2 separate regions of the Homo sapiens genome follow, and region 2 is linked to region 1. A link is an interaction called in ENCODE POLR2A ChIA-PET data of the cell type or tissue named here. Cell type or tissue: Panc1. All regions are shown on one strand. Links, peaks and the distances in the headings refer to the core of each region. The heading gives the core; the rest is flanking DNA.

What was found. Peaks named below come from ENCODE experiments on the same cell type or tissue, not always from the same donor. Only the 100,000 strongest peaks of a DNase experiment are listed, where the experiment ranks them.
Region 2: POLR2A ChIA-PET joins it to region 1 with 15 read pairs; 2 of 35 experiments call an interaction of 5 or more read pairs at or near these places.

Annotation. Positions count from the first base shown.
Region 1 is chr22:50,158,734-50,170,486 of GRCh38, reverse strand. MOV10L1 (Mov10 like RNA helicase 1) reads right to left here. Exons shown (of 27, transcript NM_018995.3): 24 at 10,702-10,809; 25 at 9,662-9,799; 26 at 9,432-9,523; 27 at 8,800-9,119. The coding sequence ends at 9,038. Among named protein-coding and RNA genes, the nearest start is that of PANX2, 6.1 kb to the left of the region's middle. RefSeq lists a silencer at 523-582 and an enhancer at 4,248-4,799. In Panc1, for the core only: no CTCF peak of the experiment used is centred there; no DNase peak of the experiment used is centred there.
Region 2 is chr22:50,064,110-50,073,680 of GRCh38, reverse strand. It overlaps MLC1 (modulator of VRAC current 1), which reads left to right. Exons shown (of 12, transcript NM_015166.4): 9 at 3,098-3,154; 10 at 5,126-5,248; 11 at 9,483-9,571. Among named protein-coding and RNA genes, the nearest start is that of TTLL8, 11 kb to the right of the region's middle. RefSeq lists enhancers at 100-981, 982-1,864. In Panc1, for the core only: no CTCF peak of the experiment used is centred there; a DNase peak (open chromatin) is centred at 6,281.

The DNA of each region.
Region 1 (11,753 bases), core at 2,205-10,204:
CGGGCGCGGAGCCCGCAGCGGGGTTTGGGGGGCGCTCCGCCGCCGCCCCCGGGGTCAGGGGGCGGGCGGGCCGGGCCGGGGCGGCGGCGGGGGGCACCGGAGCCGCCCGCCTCCGCCGCAGCCCGGCCCCCGCCCTGGCGCGTGCCTCCGGCGGGGGCGGCGGCGGGATCCCGGCCCGGAGCGCGGGCGGCGGCTGCTGTCCCTGCCTGGGGCCGGCGGCCCCGCTCCCGCCGCGGGGAGGGGGCTGTTTACCTGCGGCGACTCCGCGGCGTGGCTCCGCCCCACCCCGCCCCCCGCCACGCAGATGCGGCGCGGGCGATGACTTTGCAGAAAATATTGAAATGAAATGAAAGGACATGAATGAGTAATGACCGGTCCCTCTTCCTGGGAACGCGGGGTGGCTGGCGGGGGGCTGCCCCGGCCCGCGGGAGGGTGGGCAGGGGTGGGGGCGGCCCTGCGGGGCTCCGGGCTGGGGCGGGGGCGCCGCTCGGTGGCGACGTGAGGACTGGGCGCGCGCTGGGGCTGCCCCCGTCGCATCGCAGGGCCCTTCGCCCAGCCCAGGGCGCAGAGGGGGCTTCCTCGCCTGGGCCCCCCACCTGCCCCGGCCGCGCCCCGCTGTGGGTCCGGAGGTTCCCGCGCTCCTGGGGTGCTGCGGCCACTGGCGGGGAAGCCGGCGCTCTCTTCTCTGGGCTCGGGCGCCAGTGCGCGGGCAATGAGGGCATCTCCCCGCCCCACACCCTCCACTGCAGCCCCGGCCCCACCCGACCCCCCCACCCAGTACCCCCAGTCCCGCCGCCGTGAGTGACCCCATCACCCCCGCTCCTGCAGCCCGCACCTCCTTCCCCCACGCCCCATCCCGTCCCCTGTTCCACAGACGTTCCCGGGGCCTGTGCCAGCTCAGGGGGTCCCCGCCGCCTCCCTGACCTTCATTCCCTCCGCTCCCCACAGCCCCGCCCTCCGTCCTGTTCTCCCTCGGGGAGCCGGGGGTCTGGCTTCAGACGCGGGCGCATCCCGCGTGGTCCCTGCCTCTTCGAGGCAGCCGTTTTCCCTCGTGCAGGTCCCCTTCCCACTATACCAGGACGAACGTGCACGATCTTTCATATAAAAGATTTAGTGTGATTGGAGTTTTAAGTTCATTCAATAATTCATTCCAAAAATGTATTTTGAGCCCGTGTTCACAGGCCCGGCCACTGCTGTGAGCAAACCAGGAGGTCCCCCTGCCTCCCTGGGCTGCGTAGGGGATGTGTCTGCTTTGAGCTTTCACGCCGTCTGCGTTTTTAAAGATCCTTGCATGTTTTCTGAGGGATGCCAGCCCCTGACTTCCAGCAAACTTCATCCTGAGGCAGGCAGTTCAGCTACATCCAATCCCAGCACCCAACCACCCAGTCACCCCAGATAAACCCAGTCACCCCAAATAACCCAGGCACCTCCAGATAAATCAGCCCTGGCAGATAACCCAGTCACCCTGACAACCCAGGCACCCCAGATAAACCAACTCACCCCCCGATAACAGTCACCCCTACCAGATAACCCAGTCACTGCCAGATAAACCAGTCACCTCCCAAATAACCCAGTCACCTCTCACATAACCTATTCACCCCAGATAACCCAGTCACTGCCAGATAAACCAATCACCCCAAATAACCCAGGCACCCCTCACATAATCTATTCACCCCAGATAACCCAGTCACTGCCAGATAAACCAGTCACCTCCCAAATAACCCGGGCACCCCTCACATAACCTATTCACCCCAGATAACCCAGTCACTGCCAGATAAACCAATCACCCCAAATAACCCGGGCACCCCTCACATAATCTATTCACCCCAGATAACCCAGTCACTGCCAGATAAACCAGTCACCTCCCAAATAACCCGGTCACCTCTCACATAACCTATTCACCCGATAACTCAGTCACTGCCAGATAAACCAGTCACCTCCCAAATAACCCAGTCACCTCTCACATAACCTATTCACCCCAGATAACCCAGTCACTGCCAGATAAACCAGTCACCTCCCAAATAACCCAGTCACCTCTCACATAACCTATTCAACCCAGATAACCCAGTCACTGCCAGATAAACCAGTCACCTCCCAAATAACCCAGTCACCTCTCACATAACCTTTCACCCCAGATAACCCAGTCACTGCCAGATAAACAATCACCCCAAATAACCCGGGCACCCCTCACATAACCTATTCACCCCAGATAACCCAGTCACTGCCAGATAAACCAATCACCCCAAATAACCCGGGCACCCCTCACATAACCTATTCACCCCAGATAACCCAGTCACTGCCAGATAAACCAGTCACCCCAAATAACCCAGTCACCTCTCACATAACCTATTCACCCGATAACTCAGTCACCCCCAGATAACTCAGTCATCCCAGATAAAATCATCATCCCCAAATAACCAAGTCACCCTTCAGGTAACCAGATAAACCAGTCATCTCCTAGATAACCGAGGCACCCCTCAGATAACCCATCCCGTATAACCCAGTCACCCCCAGATAACCATCACCCCAGAGAACCCAGCCACCCCTCACATAACCAAGTCACCCCCCCTCCCCGACAACTCAGTCACTCCCAGATAACCCAGTGCAGTGAGTTCCAGCCCCTCCGAGCGACCCGAGTGTGGCTGCTGGGTGGCTGCCTTTGTTTTCCAGATGCACTTTCTGCTTTCGCATGGGTGCCTCTCCATGCTTTCCAGAAGTGCTCGGCCAGTCCATGCTCTCACCATCCCTGTCTTCTTTCCAGCTCTCAGCCCTATCCACCTTCTAGTATCTGCCATTCTCGGGGGGAAGGGGGGGCGGGTGTAGCTTCCAGGTGCTTTGAGTTTATCTCTAGCGGTTTGTGTGCACGCTCTCTTCAAACCCTGAGCACTGCATCACTGGTCAGAGCTCACTGTAACCCTGAACTCCTGGGCTCAAGCAATCCCCCCACCTTGACCCCCCAAGTAGCTGGCATTATAGATGCACGCCACCATGCCCAGCTTTTTAAAATTGTTACTATTATTATTATTTTTTTGAGACAGAGTCTTGCTCTGTTGCCCAGGCTGGAGTGCAGTGGCGCGATCTCGGCTCACTGCAAGCTCCACCCCCCGGGTTCACACAATTCTCCTGCCTCAGCCTCCCAAGTAGCTGGGACTACAGGCACCTGCCACCACGCCCAGCTAATTTTTTGTATTTTGTTTTTAGTAGAGACGGGGTTTCACCGTGTTAGCCAGGATGGTCTCGATCTCCTGACCTCATGATCTGCCCACCTCAGCCTCCCAAAGTGCTGGGATTACAGGCATGAGCCACCACACCCAGCAATTTTTACTATTATCTTTTGAGACAAGGTCTCACTCTGTTGCCCAACCTGGAGTGCAGCGGTGGGATCTTGGCTTACTGCATCCTCCATCTCCTGGGCTCAAGGGATCCTCCCACCTCAGCCTCCTGAGTAGCTGGGACTGCAGACATGCACCACCACACCTGGCTAATTTTTTTGAGAGATGGGGTTTCGCCATGTTGCCTAGGTTGGTCTCGAATTCCTGGGCTCAAGTGATCCTCCTGCCTCAGCCTCCCAAAGTGTTGGGATTACAGGCATAAGCCACTGCACCTGGCCTTAAAATTTTTTTATCTGTAGAAACGGGGTCTCACTATATTGCCCAGGATGGTCTCAAACTCCTGATCCCCCCACCCCCACCCAACCCAGCCTTGGCCTCCCACAGTGCTGGGATTGCAGGCATGGGATTACAGGTGTGAGCCACGCTGGGACTGCAGGCATGAGCCATGCTGGGATTGCAGGCGTGAGCCACGCTGGGATTGCAGGCGTGAGCCACGCTGGGATTGCAGGCGTGAGCCACGCTGGGATTGCAGGTGTGAGCCACGCTGGGATTGCAGGCTTGAGCCACGCTGGGATTGGAGACGTGGGCCACGCTGGGATTGGAGACGTGGGCCACGCTGGGATTGGAGACGTGGGCCACGCTGGGACTGGAGACGTGGGCCACGCTGGGATTGCAGGCTTGAGCCACGCTGGGACTGGAGATGTGGGCCACGCTGGGACTGCAGGCGTGGGCCACGCTGGGACTGCAGGCGTGGGCCACGCTGGGACTGCAGGCGTGAGCCACGCTGGGATTGCAGGCGTGGGCCACGCTGGGATTGCAGGCTTGAGCCACGCTGGGATTGCAGGCTTGAGCCACGCTGGGATCGGAGACGTGGGCCACGCTGGGATTGGAGATGTGGGCCACGCTGGGATTGCAGGCTTGAGCCACGCTGGGATTGGAGACGTGGGCCACGCTGGGATTGCAGGCTTGAGCCACGCTGGGATTGCAGGCGTGGGCCACGCTGGGATTGCAGGCTTGAGCCACGCTGGGATTGGAGACGTGGGCCACGCTGGGATTGCAGGCTTGAGCCACGCTGGGATTGGAGACGTGGGCCACGCTGGGATTGCAGGCTTGAGCCACGCTGGGATTGCAGGCGTGAGCCACGCTGGGATTGCAGGCGTGGGCCACGCTGGGATTGCAGGCTTGAGCCACGCTGGGATTGGAGACGTGGGCCATGCTGGGATTGCAGGAGCCATGCTGGGATTGCAGGCGTGGGCCACGCTGGGATTGCAGGCTTGGGCCACGCTGGGACTGGAGACGTGGACCATGCTGGGATTGCAGGCGTGAGCCACGCTGGGACTGCAGGCTTGGGCCACTGCACCTACTGCATTTGTTTTGCATGTTACGCCCCTGCCTGGGGCAGCATCTGGGCCACAGCACCTTTTCAGTGAACAACGATGGTTATGAGTGGGTGTGATCTTGCCTGCCTGTTGAGCACCACTGGCCAGTCACTGTCTCGCAGAGGAAGCGGTGGGAGCTTGACAAGAAGAACGCCTGTGGCAGAGCCAGGGCCTGGACTCAAAACTCGGCAACTTGGCTGCCATCCTCATTCCCGGTGAGTGGAACGGTGAGCAAAGGTCCATGATGACACCCTGGCCGCCCAGCCTGTTACCCTCCTCAGGAGGATGTGTGGCAGGAGTGAAGGGTCCACCCCTGCGGTCTTCACACTCCAGTGGCCCAGACTGGAGGACAGTCTTCCCAAATCCCGTATTATGGGAGCAGCTGCTTCTTTCTCTTGGTGATACATTAACATGAGATTTCAACACATGGAAGGATCTTGAAGACGATGCGTGCTGTGCAAAGCTTGTATTCCCATCTCTCTCTTTAAGCGAACAAGCTTTCTGAGCTTCTATATCCATGAAGATGAAAAACAGGAAAAAAAACTGACAACCTGTCTCATTTCCGCCCTAAGTAATATCTTCCCATGATGACATTAACTATTTGCAAATAAGCCCCATACGGATAATAATGCATTTCTGGCCAGGTGTGGTGGCTCACGCCTATAATCCCAGCACTTTGGGAGGCTGAGGTGGGCAGATCACTTGAGGTCAGGAGTTCAAGACCAGCCTGGCCAACATGATGAAACCACGTCTCGACTAAAAATACAAAAATTAGCCAGGCATGGTGGCATATGCCTGTAATCCCAGCTACTCAGGAGGCTGAGGCAGGGGAATCGCTTGAATCCAGGAGGCGGAGGTTGCAGTGAGCCAAGATTGCACCACTGCCCTCCAGCCTGGGCGACAGAATGAAACTCCATCTCAAAAAAAAAAAAGCATTTCTAGCTCAATTTTATTTTTGTTTATTATGAAAATTGGAAATGTATGCGTATCATTTTGATTGGGTATTTATAATAATCGTAAGAATAACAATCGGCCAGATTGTTCCCATGTTAAGCCTCAGTGCTTGTATTTTGTCAGGGTGCGCTGAGACTGGTGTTTGGTAGGGACAGGCCAGACCATGCCACAGTAATAGACGTCAACAACAGCCCAGGTTGTTTGGCCCCACACACTGCTCACAGGGAGACTGGGGGCTCTGTCCCGCCATCCTCAGCCTGACACGTGGCGGCCCTCGCCCCCGGTGTCCGGTGGGGAGTGGGGGGTGAGCTGCCCTCTGCCTTCAGAGCCTTCGCATCAGCGATGTCACTGGCTTTACACACCTGTGGTGGTGAGGGAGGTGGGGGTGAAATCCCGTTCTGTGCCCAGGAGAGGAACAGAAAATATTTGTGATGCCCACACCTTTCAAACCTAACACATTTTGCATTAGGATACAAATATGGGGGGGAGTGGAATAGAAATATGAGTTCAAGGAAAAGAAGAAATAAACTTTCTAGCTGTGAAAGAACAGCTTGCTGGTGTCCTCTAAGTGGATGATGGTATCAAACTGTAATGGCATTTTTTGTTGCACTGGATACACTGAAAAGGAAAATGGCAAGATTTGGGCCGGGCGTGGTGGCTCATGCCTGTAACCCCAGCACTTTGGGAGGCCGAGGCAGGTGGATCACCAGGTCAGGAGATGGAGACCATCCTGGCTAACACGGTGAAACCCCGTCTCTACTAAAAATACAAAAAATTAGCCGGGCGTTGTGGCAGGCGCCTGTAGTCCCAGCTACTCGGGAGGCTGAGGCAGGAGAATGGTGTGAACCCGGGAGGTGGAGCTTGCAGTGAGCCGAGATCGCACCACTGCACTCCAGCCTGGGCGACAGAGCAAGACTCTGTCTCAAAAAAAAAAAAAATAAATAAAAAAAAAAATAAAATAAAATAAAAATAAATGAAATGGCAAGATTTATAATAAGCTGTGACTTACATCATAAGCACGTTTAAAATGTGAAGAAGAAAAATCTTAGATAACCAAAAAAACGAGGGAAGAGATGCACTCCCTTAAGGTTTCATTTAGGGGACTCCAAGCACCAAAGTTTAAGACCTCTGTGTAGCAGCCTGGCCAACATAGCAAGACCGTCTCTACAAATAATAATAAACAAATTAGCCAGCTGTGGTGGCACACGCCTGTGATCTCAACTACTTGGGAGGTTGAGGTGGGTGGAACACTTGAGCCCAGGAAATCGAGACCAACCTGGGCAACATGGCGAAACCCTGTCTCTACAGAAAATTAGCCAGGTGTGATGGCGTACACCTGTAGTGTCAGCTATTTGGGAGGCTGAGGTGGGAGGATCACCTGAGGCTGGGAGGTTGAGGACGCAGTGAGCCATGATTGTGCCACTGCACTCCAGCCTGGGCAACAGAGCAAGACCCTGTCTTAAAAAAAGCCCCAAATCCTGTGCAGACGACACCTGCCTGCAGGCCCCACTTGCCTTTGCTTCCCTTGCCTTGCTTTGCAGGGATTCATGGCTGGCTGAGCAGTGCTGCCTTCCCTGTAGCCTGGGCCCCTCCAGGGCAGCCTCCTCACTGACCTCCTTCTCTTCCCCTCCCTCCCTGTCACCTGACAGCCTCCCTGCCACTCTTGCACCAGCAAACAGGTGCCCCGAGTCCTTTATAGAATGACCCCGCCTGGTCTCCTGCCACCCTGGGCACACGCCAGATCATTGCTGAGGTGTCCCCCAGCTGAGGACACCTGCCCAGCCTCAACACTGGCTCCCCACGTCTCTGCCCAAGAGCACTCCCTCAAGTGTGGACCCCACACCTGCTTCTTGCGTCTCTCCCACCTGCCAGGACATCCAGGTCACTGAGCCCAGAGAGGTGGCCTCTCAGTGTCAGGGCTGACCCCAATGATCCCCTCACCTGGGTCAGAAAAGTCCCCAGCCTCCGTGGGGGGCATCCCTTCGATTTGGGGTTGACAGGATGGAGAGGTCCTTGCCCTAGGACTTCTGCTCTGCAGAGAGAGTCCAGCAAACGCTGGCTGCAGGAGCACTGGGCACAGCGGCCTCCACGCATGGGGGCTCTGCCTGGGCCTCCACGCACCCCTTAGCACAGCAATGACAGCTCTGCCTGGAGAAACCCTTCAGTTCCTAAACACAACTCATGCAGAAGCCACAGCAGGTGATGCCGCATGCAGTCCTGGGCCCTGACATGACGCCGCCTGTCTGGAAAGTGCTTCCTCCTACATCAAGTACTCCCTGGAGTTGTGACCACAGATCTTAGCATCACCCACAAGTTTAGTAAACAGACATGATCCCTGGTGTCTTGAGACCTTCAGGAGACAGTGGTTTCTGCTTGCCAAGCAGACGCTACCTCTAAGTGGAGACACTGAGCATTTGTTTCCTGGGAGCAAGTCGTGGGGGAGGGGGTGGGGGAGGGTGCAGGGCAAGGCTCCCAAACTTTGAGGTGGGCCAAGCCTGCACCCTTCTAGTCGGCTGCTGGTCTGTGTCTCGCTGTGGGGATGGGGGCATAGGCCAGGTAAGACCCCCCGTAAAGCGGTGTTGGCCTCCTCTGGGGCCCTGGGTGTATGCAGGCGGCATCTCCGAGCCTGGGGGTCCTGTGTTCCAGCCGGGCTGCTGTACTGAGACCCTGCACCAGGCTGAGGACAGTGCGGGGCTCACCCCAAGTGTTCTTCCTGCCACTGCTCTGCTCCTCCTGGCCTGAGGTGCGTTGCCCATCTCCACGTGTTTTATTTCTGGCCCAGAGATGTGTTCTAAGGACCCCTAAACTCAGTACCCCTAGGGTGCAGGCCTGCACCCAGGAACCCGCCCAGCTGCAAACTCCCAGAAGCACTGGGCCTAGGGCAGGCCTGAGTGCCACCCTCACAACCCTGGCCCCATGTAGAGCCTCAGGCCCTGTGGGCTCTGCATGCCTGGTCCATGGCCCTGGCGCTCTGCTGAGTGGAGCTGGCAGCCTTGCCTGGAGCCTGACACACGGCTAGTTCAGGTGAAGTGGACAGCAAGCCATCTCCAAAAACTGCGCCAGCAGGGCTGAGAGGCCACATGAAACCCTGGTCACCACTGACACGGGCACACATCTCGAGGTGGAAAGGCTTCTGGGGGTCACTCGAGGGTTTATTTCAGGGTAGGCGGCAGTGACTGCCCTGTGGCAGGAACAGGCTGGCATATGCCAAAGTCAGGGCAGCAGCAGCTGCGTCCAACCTGGCAGCCCCACACCCACACACGACCCTGCCTGGCTGCGAGACAAGGGCAGGCCACAGGAGCCACGGAGCAGACTGTAACGGCAACGTGGCCAGGCTGAGCACATGGCCTCCCTGCTGTCAGCCACTGCAGATCAGCTGGGCTCCTGATGCTTCTCTGGTCCTGTGGATTCTGGCACCACTGGGTAGGAGGGGTCTGCCACCCCCTCGCCACAGCTGTAGACAGAGGAGAAGCGGATGGCCAGTGAGCCAGGCTCCCACAGCGGGCTGGGAGCTGCACTCTTTTCCCAATGTGGGTTTTACAAGGGGACTTAGTTTACCCTGTTAGCCTATGTGGGAAAGGTGACATGACCCCAAATGTCCAGGAAACAGTGGCTGCTGCAGCCCAGGATGAGGTGAGGACGGTGGCCGGCAGAGGGCTAAGGCTGCAGGTGGGTAAGTGGATGGGGGTGAGGGGAGCAGGGGAGGGCAGGCTAGAGCACGTTCTAGAGCCAGCCTGTCTTTGAGGAAGACAGCAGAAGCGCTCACTTTTGCAGAGACTGCAGTGCAGGAGGTAAATCGCATCCCATGTAAACACCGTTTGTAATACTGTATTCCAGCAAAGCACCAAAACAGGGGTCCTGTTGGCAATAACAATTAGCCTGGTGTGAGAGCAAGTGAAGGCCCCATGTCTCCTGGTGCCTCGTACGTCTCACCCCGAGTGACCCGGACCCTCCCTCCTTAAGTGATCACAGCCCACCCAGTGCCTGAAAACTCACTCGAACGAGAACATGGGGGTTTCCCAGCACTATCAGCAAAGCTTTGGGTCTGGTGATTGCAACATTAAATCTTTTTGAGTTGGACAAGAAACCCAAAAAATATCGATCATCTTCAAATCTATCTTCATTTGACCGTACCTAAAAGCACACAGAGATGAATAAAAATGGCACTTGAAGTTTTTGGGGGGCATGAAGAGAAACTCTTGATATATAAAAACATTTAAAAATGTTAAATAGCAGAATGACCTCATTTTTGGTTCAAAAAGAAACAGGAGGCCGGGCGCGGTGGCTCACGCCTGTAATCCCAGCCTTTGGGAGGCCGAGGCGGGAGGATCACGAGGTCAGGAGATCGAGACCATCTTGGCTAACATGGTGAAACCCCGTCTCTACTAAAAATACAAAAAAAAAAAAATTAGCTGGGCGTGGTGGTGGGCGCCTGTAGTCCCAGCTACTCGAGAGGCTGAGGCAGGAGAATGGCGTGAACCCGGGAGGCAGAGCTTGCAGTGAGCCGAGATCGCGCCACTGCACTCCAGCCTGGGCGACAGAGCGACGCCATCTCAAAAAAAAAAAAAGAAAGAAAAAAAGAAACAGGAGGTGGGGGGAGGGGGAGAAGGGGGAGGAGGAAGGGCAGCAGAAAGGGGTGGGTCTCATCGGCACTCCATCTGCAGACAGGGAGCCCTCACGCTTGCGGCTGTCTGGATGGCGGGGTCTTAGGGGCTCTCCTGCGGGTACCTGCCCTCCCACTCTCTGCTCCTCAGCTGCCTGTTCTTCCAACTTCGTGTCCCTCCTTCTCCAAGGCATTCACCATGTCTTCCTGGGTCCCTTCTCTTTACTCTCCTGTGTCTTAGTCTTTGAGTATTGTTTTAAAAGACCTTCCCACAGCCACTGCTTACAATGGCTCCTGGACCTAGGGAGTCTCCGCCTGCAGCTGCTTCTCTGGGCTGGGAATCAGCCTCTGCCCCTTTAGATCTGAAGCCCCCAGAACCCCCAGGGCAGCAAGCACCTGACTGTCCATCCCCACGGAGAACAGGGATACCTACGGTCGAAATGATGATGACCAGATACTCTTGTCCTTGAAACTCCTCTACTGATCCAACCTTTATATCCATCAGATCAACATTACGCAAAAGAATTCTGATTTTCTCCACCTTGAGAACAGATTAAAAGAAAGACTAAAGATAACACTGTACAAATCCATTTCTTTTCTTTTCCTTTTTTTTTTTTGAGATGGAGTATTACTCTGTCACCCAGGCTGCAGTGCAGTGGCGTGATCTCGGCTCACTGCAACCTCTGCCTCCCGGGTTCAAGCAATTCTCCTGCCTCAGCCTCCTGAGCAGCTGGGATTATGGGTGCATGCCACCACACCCGGGTAATTTTTTGTATTTTTTAGTAGAGAGAGGGTTTCACCATATTGGCCAGGCTGGTCTTGAACTCCTGACCTTGTGATCCGCCTACCTCGGCCTCCCAAAGTGCTGGGATTACAGGCGTGAGCCACCACGCCCGACATGTACAAATCCATCTCTTTACACATCACAGCATAAACCAAATATTGGCCAAGGTGCAATATTGTTTTTTAATTCTTTATTGCTTTCTTCTAATCTGAATTGATTAGAACACAAATTGCAGTTTTAGTTAAACTGGGGACGGGGGACAATGCTTACTAGGAAAGCCAAGTTTCATGTGGAAAATCCTCCCTCCCCACAAGCACATATCAAGGATGGAGGAAATCCTTCAGGAGAAACGAGATGCATGTCTGATGCTTAGAGCTGAGGATGGCAGCTCTAAGCTGGATGTCTCAGCAGGATGGCACCTACAAGCTGAGGTTAAGACACCAGGACACTGGCTGTGTGATGTCTGGCAACTTACTTGTCTCCATAAGCCTTCGTAATCTCTGTACCTCTGGGAGAACTAAGCACTCACCTCTCGAGTCCCCGAGGTCAGAAAAAAGGAAACATAACATCTTTGACGGGCTCTGCGGTCAGCACACGCGCGGTACAGGTGATCTGTTACTGTGATGGCCTAGGGGACTCACCTTTTCTTCTGTATTTTGGGGGTTCTTTCCAAGTTCTGCTTGGTGGTGTGAACACCACAG
Region 2 (9,571 bases), core at 1,572-9,571, 96 kb after region 1:
CACTACAACCTCTGCCCCTCCCCGGGTTCAAGTAATTTGCCCACCTCAGCCTCCCAAGTAGCTGGGATTACAGGCGTGGACCACCATGCCCAGCTAATTTTTTTGTATTTTTAGTAGAGACCGGGTTTTGCCATGTTGGCCAGGCTGGTCTTGAACTCCTGACCTCAAGTGATCTGCCTGCCTCGGCCCCCAAAAGTGCTGGGATTACAGGTGTGTTCCCTCAGAACAGTGAGTCTAGAGCAACCCCTCCACACCCCAGATCCCCTCACAGCCTGTAGCCCACCCAGAGCCACCACCCACCTGCCTCCGGACGCAGACCCCACGAGGTTCTCAGCACCTTGCCGCGTAGTGGCCTGCACACCGGTGTTGACGGCCAGCCCCTGGTTTGTCTCATGCTGTGTGGACTTTTAGATTTTGCCCCTGCTCTCTTATGTACATGAGCAGGAATGGTGAGCACCCAGCATCAGCTACAGGCTCCTCCTGGGCAGCAGTGGGGCTCTTCCTGAAGCTGCCGAGGCCCATGCCTGCCTGGGAGCAGTATGGCCAGGTGGACTGCCGAGAAGGGGCCCACGCCTGCCCGGGAATGGTATGGCCGGGTGGACTGCGGAGAAGGGGCCCACGCCTGCCCGGGAACGGTGTGGCCGGGTGGACTGCCGAGAAGGGGCCCACGCCTGCCAGGTGGACACATCCCATTGGCAGCAGCTGTGTTTCAGCTCCCTGTGGGGGCGAGTAGGCACAGAGCAATGCCCCCAGGGCACCAGTGCCCGACCTAGTGGGCTGCTGAGGCGCTCAGAGAGGGAAAGAGACCCAGGCAGGACCGAGCTGGGATAGAGCCACACCCCCGGAAGGGGTAGGACCAGGCCCAGCTACTGAGACAGAGAACTCACATGGGTGCCCACCCAAGCGGGTCTGTGACAGAGAGAATGACGCCTGCAGGTGTGTACAACTGACCCTGGGGTCTGAAACGCAGGGATTACATCCCGAAGCTGAGGGAGGACAGAGACCACATACCTCCAAAAAGTTGAGAATGAAAGGCACTTGCCCTACCCCCTTCCCTGTCCCTGCAGTCAGCCCTCATCACAGAGGCCCCTCCCATCCCGCAGACCCCTCCTGCCTCGGGGGTGGCTCTGCTCTCTCCATCTTCCCGGAGAGCACCCCCTGCCCATCAGGTGCTGCCCCCTGGGCGCCCCTAAATCCACCCACACTCCCAACCCTCTCTTCAGGGCAGGAGACCCCAGGAGGAGAGGAGAGCGCTGAGGCATGCGTGGTGAGGGACCCAGCTCCACCTGCCTGAGTCTGGCCTGGGTGCGGCAGAGGGGCCCAGGCCCTGCACCATGGGCTGGAGGCAGGTGCTCGGGGCTGGAGTTGGGGGCTGGGCTGCAGGCCTGGACCCTTCCAGGGCAGGGCCCTTGATTGAGCTGCCCCAGCCCCTATGGCTGAGCTTCCTGGCCCTCTAGGGCAGGGGCCGGAGTGGCCATGCTGGGTGAACGGGGAAACTCCCGCCCTCCCATGGCTCACTGGGGCCCTGAATAGGCCACCCTGAAGCCACCATCCCTTCCTGTGCCCTCACTGCTGCTTACAGCTAGAAGGCCCTTTCAGAAGCACCAAGCCCAGGAGAGACCCCTGTATTGACACCTCAGCCTCCCTGGCCAGGGCCACACCCACCTCAGCAGCTGGCTTGGGGCCTTTGCACTGGCAGCCCCTCAGCTCCCCAGTCTTCTCCCTGCTGCCCAGGCTCCCCTGCTCGGAGCCCATCTCTGTCCTGCCCACCCTCTCACCACAGCCCCTGGCTGATGCAGCCCCCTCCCCAGCAGGCCGGGCTGGGGTGCTGGCACCTGGACACCTTCGGGGAGATGAAGAGGATGAAGAGCATGCATCCTCCCTCTGCCTACATTGTGCGGAACTAAGGCAGGCTCCTCACAATAAGTGGGAAAAGGGCATTTCTTGGTTATAAAAAGGAAGAGGTGCCCATCCAACAGAGGAACCTACAGATCCCCCTAACCCAGTGAGTCAAGTCAGCGTCATCAGGAAGGGGCAGTCCACACCCTGGGGCACTGCAGAGTCTCCTCCGAGGCTCCCCAAGGCTCATCATGAGGAAATCCTGTCCCACACGGAGGCCCGACTGCAGCTGATGGGCTGCACCCCCCAGAAGCGACCAGGTAACGGAGGTGACAGAGGCTGAGGGACTCCCCGATTAACAGGGACCCACAAGGAGACTACGAGCTCAATGGCAGACCGAATCCGGATCAGGAGCAAACAAACAAACAGCTCTAGAAATAACATGACCAGGGCCAGGTGCGGTGGCTCATGCCTGTAATCCCAGCACTTTGGGAGGCCGAGGCGGGCGGATCACCTGAGGTCAGGAGTTCGAGACCAGCCTGGCCAACAAGGCGAAACCCCGTCTCTACTAAAAATACAAACATTAGCCTGGTGTAGTGGTGGGTGCCTATAATCCCAGCTACTCAGGAGGCTTGAACCTGGGAGGTGGAGGTTGCAGTGAGTCAAGATCGCGCCACCGTACTCCAGCCTGGGTGACAGAGCAAGACTCCATCTTAAAAAAAAAAAGGAGAAGAAGAAAGAAAAATTATTAAAAAATTAAAAAGAAAGAACATGATGAGGACAACTGGAAGAATCTGGGCATGGACCACATCGGCCCCACGTGGAGTCTCTCGAGCGTGGTCCTGCTTTGGGTGTGTGCAAGAGTGTGCCCTGGGCTCAGCCAGCACTCTCAGGTGTTCAGGCATCAGGCTATCTGGGAGAGCTGGAGAGAGCACAGATATGAATGTCAAGGACTCTGGTGATTTTGGGGCCTCAGATGCCCCCTCCACTGCTCTTGCAGCTTTTCTACAGGCTTAAAATTTTAAACCAATGGTTGAGGAACAGAGAGCACACAAAACCTCTGAGAGGCTACCCCTGCTTCCCTGCGGACCCGTCCCTGCCCCAGCTGCGCCTTTGGGCACTGCACCATCCCCCCTGCCCCCCACAGCAAGCCAGCCAGGCAGCCTGCATGGAGGGGTCACTGGTGGGAGGGCACATGTTTGGAATTCGACTTCTTCGACTATTTCCTCTAAAATCTTTCCTTTTTCTTTTCTCTTAGTGCTTTCCAAGTGCCATTGCCAGTCATGTGGCAGCAGAGTGTCCCAGCAAGTGTCTGGTGGGTGAACCCCTCAGCCCTGGGTGCCAGGGACCCACCGAGCGGGGCCAGGGCCTGGCCTAGCCCTCCCTTGGTGCCATGTGACCAGGCTCCAGCCCAAGAGAGCGCAGTGACTGGGCTGCAGGGCCTGCACAATGAGGAAGGTGGGGTTGTGGGAGGTGGAGGCTGGCCCGCTCAGCAGGGACTGTTCTCAGGGACAGGCAGACCTGAACAAGGTGGTGTAGACACTGGAAGCGCTCTCTGTGCCTAACCCTTGGAAGGAGACCAGTGTCTGAGCATCATCTGCACCTCCTAAGGCTGGTCGATTGTTTTTTTTTCTTTTTTGAGATGCAGTCTCGCTCTTGTCCCCCAGGCTGGAGTGCAATGGCACGATCTTGGCTCACTGCAACCTCCGCCTCCCGGGTTCAAGTGATTCTCTTGCCTCAGCCTCCTGAGTAGCTGGGATTATAGGCGCCTGCCACCATGCCCGGCTAATTTTTGTATTTTTAGTAGAGACGGGGTTTCACCATGTTGGCCAGGCTGGTCTCGAACTCCTGACCTCAGGTGATCCACTCACCTCAACCTCCCAAAGTGCTGGGATTACCGGTGTGAGCCACCACGCCCGGCCGAAACTGCCACAAACTGACCGCAAACAATTGAACTGGTCGATCGTTAATGACTGCTGCCAAAATGTGGACCCTGAGTGCTTTGCAAGGTGACTGCCCATGCTTGGCATGAGTGAAGGCTGTCTCTGAGACTTGATGGGTCAAACAGGAAGATTTGGGGTGGGTTAAAAGGACAGACTTCAGAGCAGTGAAGGAGGTGACCCATGCGGAAGGGCTATTTTTTCAAGAGTGGAGAATTGCAGGTAAATGTTTTTTGTTTCTTGGTTTTGTTTGTTTGAGACAGAGTCTTGCTCTGTCACCCAGGCTGGAGTGCAGTGGTACGATCTCAGCTCATTGTAACCTCTGCCTCCCGGGTTCAAGCGATTCTCCTGCCTCAGCCTCCCAAGTAGCTGGGACTACAGGCATGCGCCACCACACCCGCTTAGTTTTTGTATCTTTAGTAGAGATGGGGGTTTCACCATGTTGGCCAGGCTGGTCTCGAACTCGTGACCTCAGGTGATCCGCCCTCCTCGGCCTCCCAAAGTGCTTGGATTACAGATGTGAGCCACCTTGCCTAGATGGTAAGTATTTCAAAACTTGTGGCACTGTGCTGTGAATGAAAAGGCAGGCTGCTCATGCCTGTAATCTCAGCACTTTGGGAGGCCAAGGTGGGTGGATCACAAGGTCAGGAGTTGAAGACCAGCCTGACAATATGGTGAAACCCTGTCTCTACTAAAAATACAAAACAATTAGCCAGGTGTGGTGGCGCATGTCTGTAATCCCAGCTACTCAAGAGGCCGAGGCGGGAGAATTGCTTGAACCCAGGAGGCAGAGGTTGCAGTGATCAGAGATTGTGCCACCGCACTCCTGCCTGGGCTACACAGCTAGGCTGCCTCTCAAAAAAGAAAGAAAGGCAGGCCGGGCGCGGTGGCTCATGCCTGTAATCACAGCACTTTGGGAGGCCGAGGTGGGTGGATCACCTGAGGTCAGGAGTTCAAGACCAGCCTGACCAACGTGGCAAAACACGGTCTCTACTAAAAATACAAAAATTAGCTGGGTGTGGTGGCGGGCGCCTGTAATCCCAGCTACTCGGGAGGCTGAGGCAGGAGAATCACTTGAACCCGGGAGGCGGAGGTTACAGTGAGCCAAGATCATGCCACTGCATTCCAGCCTGGCGACACAGCGAGACTTGTCTCAAAAAAAAAAAAAAAAAAAAAGAAAAAGAAAAAAGAAAAGGCAGAGGTTTCAGCAGGAGTCATGCAGGGAACCAGCTTGGGACTATGCCCATGAGTGCCCGGCCATGCCCGCCCCCCCAGCCCTGGCCACGCCCGCTGTCCTGGGCTCCCAGGCTCCGGCCGTGGTCCTGCAACCCGCGCTTTTTTTCCAGGTGGAGGTCCTGATTGCCATAAGCAGCCTCACGTCTCCGCTGCTGTTCACAGCCTCTGGATATCTGTCATTCAGCATCATGAGAATCGTGGAGATGTTTAAGGATTACCCGCCAGCCATAAAAGTGAGTTGTATTTTATTTCAGAGCCCCCCAGACATGTGGTGCTCTGCGTGTTGGCCTGGCCCTTGCTGGCTTTGCCTGGGACTCTGGGGGCGCTGGCTCCAGGGACAGCTCCAGGAGGCACCTCCTCCGCTGTTCCTGGGCAGCGGTGACCGTGCTCCCCAATGCCAGCCTGGCCCCAGGGCCTCGGGGCCTCGATTCCGCCCTGTATCTGGGGCCACCACCTGCTTCACAGGGACCTGGGACCCACTCTGTCCCTGAGCCCATTTTAGAATCTGTCCTGGGTTTATGAGACATGCTTTTCGGATTTGCATCAGAACTGCATTGAGTTTAACAGGTGAATTTAAGGAGAATTCAAAGTCCTGTTACTTTGAGCTGACCCAGTAGGAGCTTATCTCCAACACGACTTCTGAGGCTCAGGCACGTGTAGCTAGATGTATTTCTTAGATACCTAGTGTTTTTTTGTTTTTTTGTTTTTTTTTTTCCAGTATAAGTGGTTTTGCACCCAAATCATTAGAAGACCTGTATTAAGCTGTTTGCTCCAGGTCAACATGCGTGTGCTGATGGGGAATGGAGTCACTGCCTGATGGGGGGATGGAGTCACTGTCTGATGGGGGATGGAGTCACTGTCTGATGGGGGATGGAGTCACTGTCTGATGGGGGATGGAGTCACTGTCTGATGGATGGATGGAGTCACTGTCTGATGGATGGATGGAGTCACTGTCTGATGGAGGATGGGGTCACTGCCTGATGGGGGATGGAGTCACTGTCTGATGGGGGATGGAGTCACTGTCTGATGGGGGATGGAGTCACTGATGGGGGATGGAGTCACTGCCTGACGGGGGATGGAGTCACTGCCTGACGGGGGGATGGAGTCACTGCCTGATGGGGGGATGGAGTCACTGCCTGACAGGGGGATGGAGTCACTGCCTGACAGGGGATAGAGTCACTGCCTGATGGGGGGATGGAGTCACTGCCTGACGGGGGATGGAGTCACTGCCTGACAGGGGATAGAGTCACTGCCTGACGGGGGATGGAGTCACTGTCTGACGGGGGATGGAGTCACTGTCTGACGGGGGATGGAGTCACTGTCTAATGGGGTAATGGAGTCACTGTCTGATGGGGGATGGAGTCACTGTCTGATGGGGGCATGGAGTCACTGTCTGAAGGGGGATAGCGTCCTCGGCCTCCCACAGGTGCTGGGATTACAGGAGTGAGCTACAACACCCGGCCCAGGGTTTTTTCTTCACTTCTCTTGTGTTTGCTTCACCCACTCCTACTCCAATTATTTTGTTTCCTGTGACATTTAATATATCTCCTACTTCATGTTGTCTTACAATATGCATATAATTGTTCACGATTACAAGAGACAATATTACCACCCAGGGGCCATCTCCTGAGTGAGCCTGAGGCTTCCCTTTTATCTTCAGCATGCATTCTGCTAGCAGGGGACGGCCACACGCCATCGAAGTCGGCCCCTTTCTGTGTGGGGTTATCCTCTGGGTTCGATACCCCATTAAGTTTAATGGCCTCTGGTTGTATTCCATTTTAGGGCTTGGTGCTTTTTTTCTTTTTAAAATGGTATTTTTTGAATATATAAAATATTTATGTGGTTCAAAAGCCAAACTATAAAAGACGAGCTCAGAAAAGCTGTGGTCTCATGCCTGACTGACCTGCTCCTCTTATGGGCAACCAGATGATAATTTTTTTTTCTTTCTTACAAAATAGCTTGTATACTAGAATCACTATTCTGTACCTTGCCATTTTTTTTTTTTTAAGATAGAGTCTCACTCTGTCTCCCAGGCTGGAGTGCAGTGGCACAGTCTTGGCTCACTGCAACCTCTGCCTCCTGGGTTCAAGTGATTCTCCTGCCTCAGCCTCCGGAGCATCTGGGATTACAGGCATATGCCAACACACCCGGCTAATTTTTGTACTTTTAGCAGAGACAGGGTTTCACTATGTTGGCCAGGCTGGTCTTGAACTCCTGACCTTAAGTGATCTGCCTGTCTCGGCCTCCCAAAGTGCTAGGATTACAGACGTGAGCCACCGTGCCCAGCCATATACCTCGCTTTTTAGTTATGTATTTATTTATTTTATTTTTCAGAGACAGGGTCTCACTCTGTTGCCCGGGCTGGTCATGAGCTCCTGGGCTGAAGCGATCCGCCCACCTTGGCCTCCCGAAGTGCTGGGATTACAGACGTGAGCCACTGTGCCCAGCCATGTACCTCGCTTTTTAATTATGTATTTACTTATTTTATTTTTCAGAGACAGGGTCTCACTCTGTCGCCTGAGCTGGTCATGAGCTCCTGGGCTCAAGCGATCCGCCCACCTTGGCCTCCCAAAGTGCTGGGATGAGGAGGCTTCTGCCACCGTGCCCAGCCCCTTGCTTGTTTTTTTAAACTTAATAATTTATCCTGGTGTTTTCTCGATACCCAAGGGGATCAGAGCTCTTCTGAATTCCTTCATCGCTCCTGACTGCCCGGTCAACCCAGCCAGTCCCTAGTGATGGAAACTGAGTTATTTCCAACCGTCTGCTACTATAAATAACTCCTCCGTGAACAACCTGCACGCATCTTCCTTTTGAATCCTCAGCGCATCTTTAGGATATCCAGCTAGGAGAGAGACTGCTGGGTAGAGGGTAGGTGCAGCTGTCATGCTGATAAATCTCGGCGACCTCCTCAATGGGGGCCGTCCACCTTCCCTCCTGCCAATGGCGTGAAGGTGCTCACTTCTCCACAGCCCCCCACAGAGGGTGTCACGCTGGAGTTCGGTGACACGGGTGGGAGCACCTCCGTCTCAATGTGGGTGAGGACGAGGACCTCTTACAAAGCATGAGGACGTCTGCATTGCTTTTTCAGTGGACTCTGCTCATGTCTCCTGACCATTTTCCGCTAACCCTGGTGCCGGGGGAGACCAGCTCCATCTGTGATGGAGGATACAAATGGTGGTCTCAGCCTGGCGGCTATTTCTTGTTCTGCTTGTTGTGATTTTTGTTATGTGAAAGCTATTTTTTTAAATAGTTAAGTTGATTAATATTTTCTTTAATGGCTCTGGATTTTTTTTTTTTGAGACTGAGGAAAGCATAGGCTTTGCAATAAATGGTGTCTCAACAACCGAAGAGCAAAGACCACATGGGGCCCATGCCTTTACCATCCTCCAGGGTAAACTCCAGCTGGGAACACAAGTACCAGACTTTCTAATAATTACTTAAAATCCAGGCCGGGCGTAGTGGCACATGCCTGTAATCCCAGCAGTTTGGGAGGCCGAAGCAGGCAGATCACCTGAGGTTAGGAGACCAGCCTGGCTAACATGGTGAAACCCCGTCTCTACTAAAACTACGAAAATTAGCTGGGCGTGGTGGCGGGTACCTGTAATCCCAGCTACTGGCGAGGTTGAGGCAGGAGAATCGCTTGAACCTGGGATGTAGAGGTTGCAGCGAGCCGAGATCGCGCCACTGCACGCCAGCCTGGGTGACAGAGGGAGACTGTCGCAAAAAAAAGTTTTATGTTAACTTGAGAAGAGCTGTTCGTTCTGTTTCTTCTCTTACTTTTTGTAGCAGTGACATTGGATAGATGTTTGGCTCTTTTGTGTGTTAACATTTAGTTGCTTTGTTTTTCTTGAGCCAACACGGGAAAGCTATCCATGGGCACAGAGGGTTTTGGGTGCTCCGTGGTCACTCTCTGGCCCCCTGCATCCTCGGCCGCTCCCTCCATCCTCTTCCCTGCCGAGCTCACCGCGCTGCCTCCTGCCCCTTCCTTCCTAGCAGCTGGTGCTCAGGGGTGAAGCTGTTGGGGGTCTGTGCACCCCATCCCCCCAGGACGGCTGCCCCCTGTCTCCTCCGCTCAGGATCCTGCTGACACGGAACGGTCAGCGCTTCTGCCTCCCGCGGACATTCTCTCTGGCTCTGGGACTGAGCCTTGCGCGTGTTGGAGCAGGAGGGGTGGAGCGACTTGACCACTAGCAGCCAGCACTGTCCACGGGGCCTGGCAGTGGCTCGGTCACTTTTATTCCTGTATGTTGAACACAAGCTGATGGAATTTAAAGCAGAATTGACCTCATTAATTGAGCTAGAATGATTATCATCAGGTTGTTGAAATAGCAATGCGTTTGGGTTACTGGGGCTCCGACTCGAGCCCTGGCACCTGCTCTTTGTGAAGGCCGTGGGCACGAGGGAGCTTTGGTCTCCTGGGCTGGAGGGCGGCTGGGCCACTCTGCTCACACCTCCTTCCGCCTGCAGCCATCCTACGATGTGCTGCTGCTGCTGCTGCTGCTAGTGCTCCTGCTGCAGGCCGGCCTCAACACGGGCACCGCCATCCAGTGCGTGCG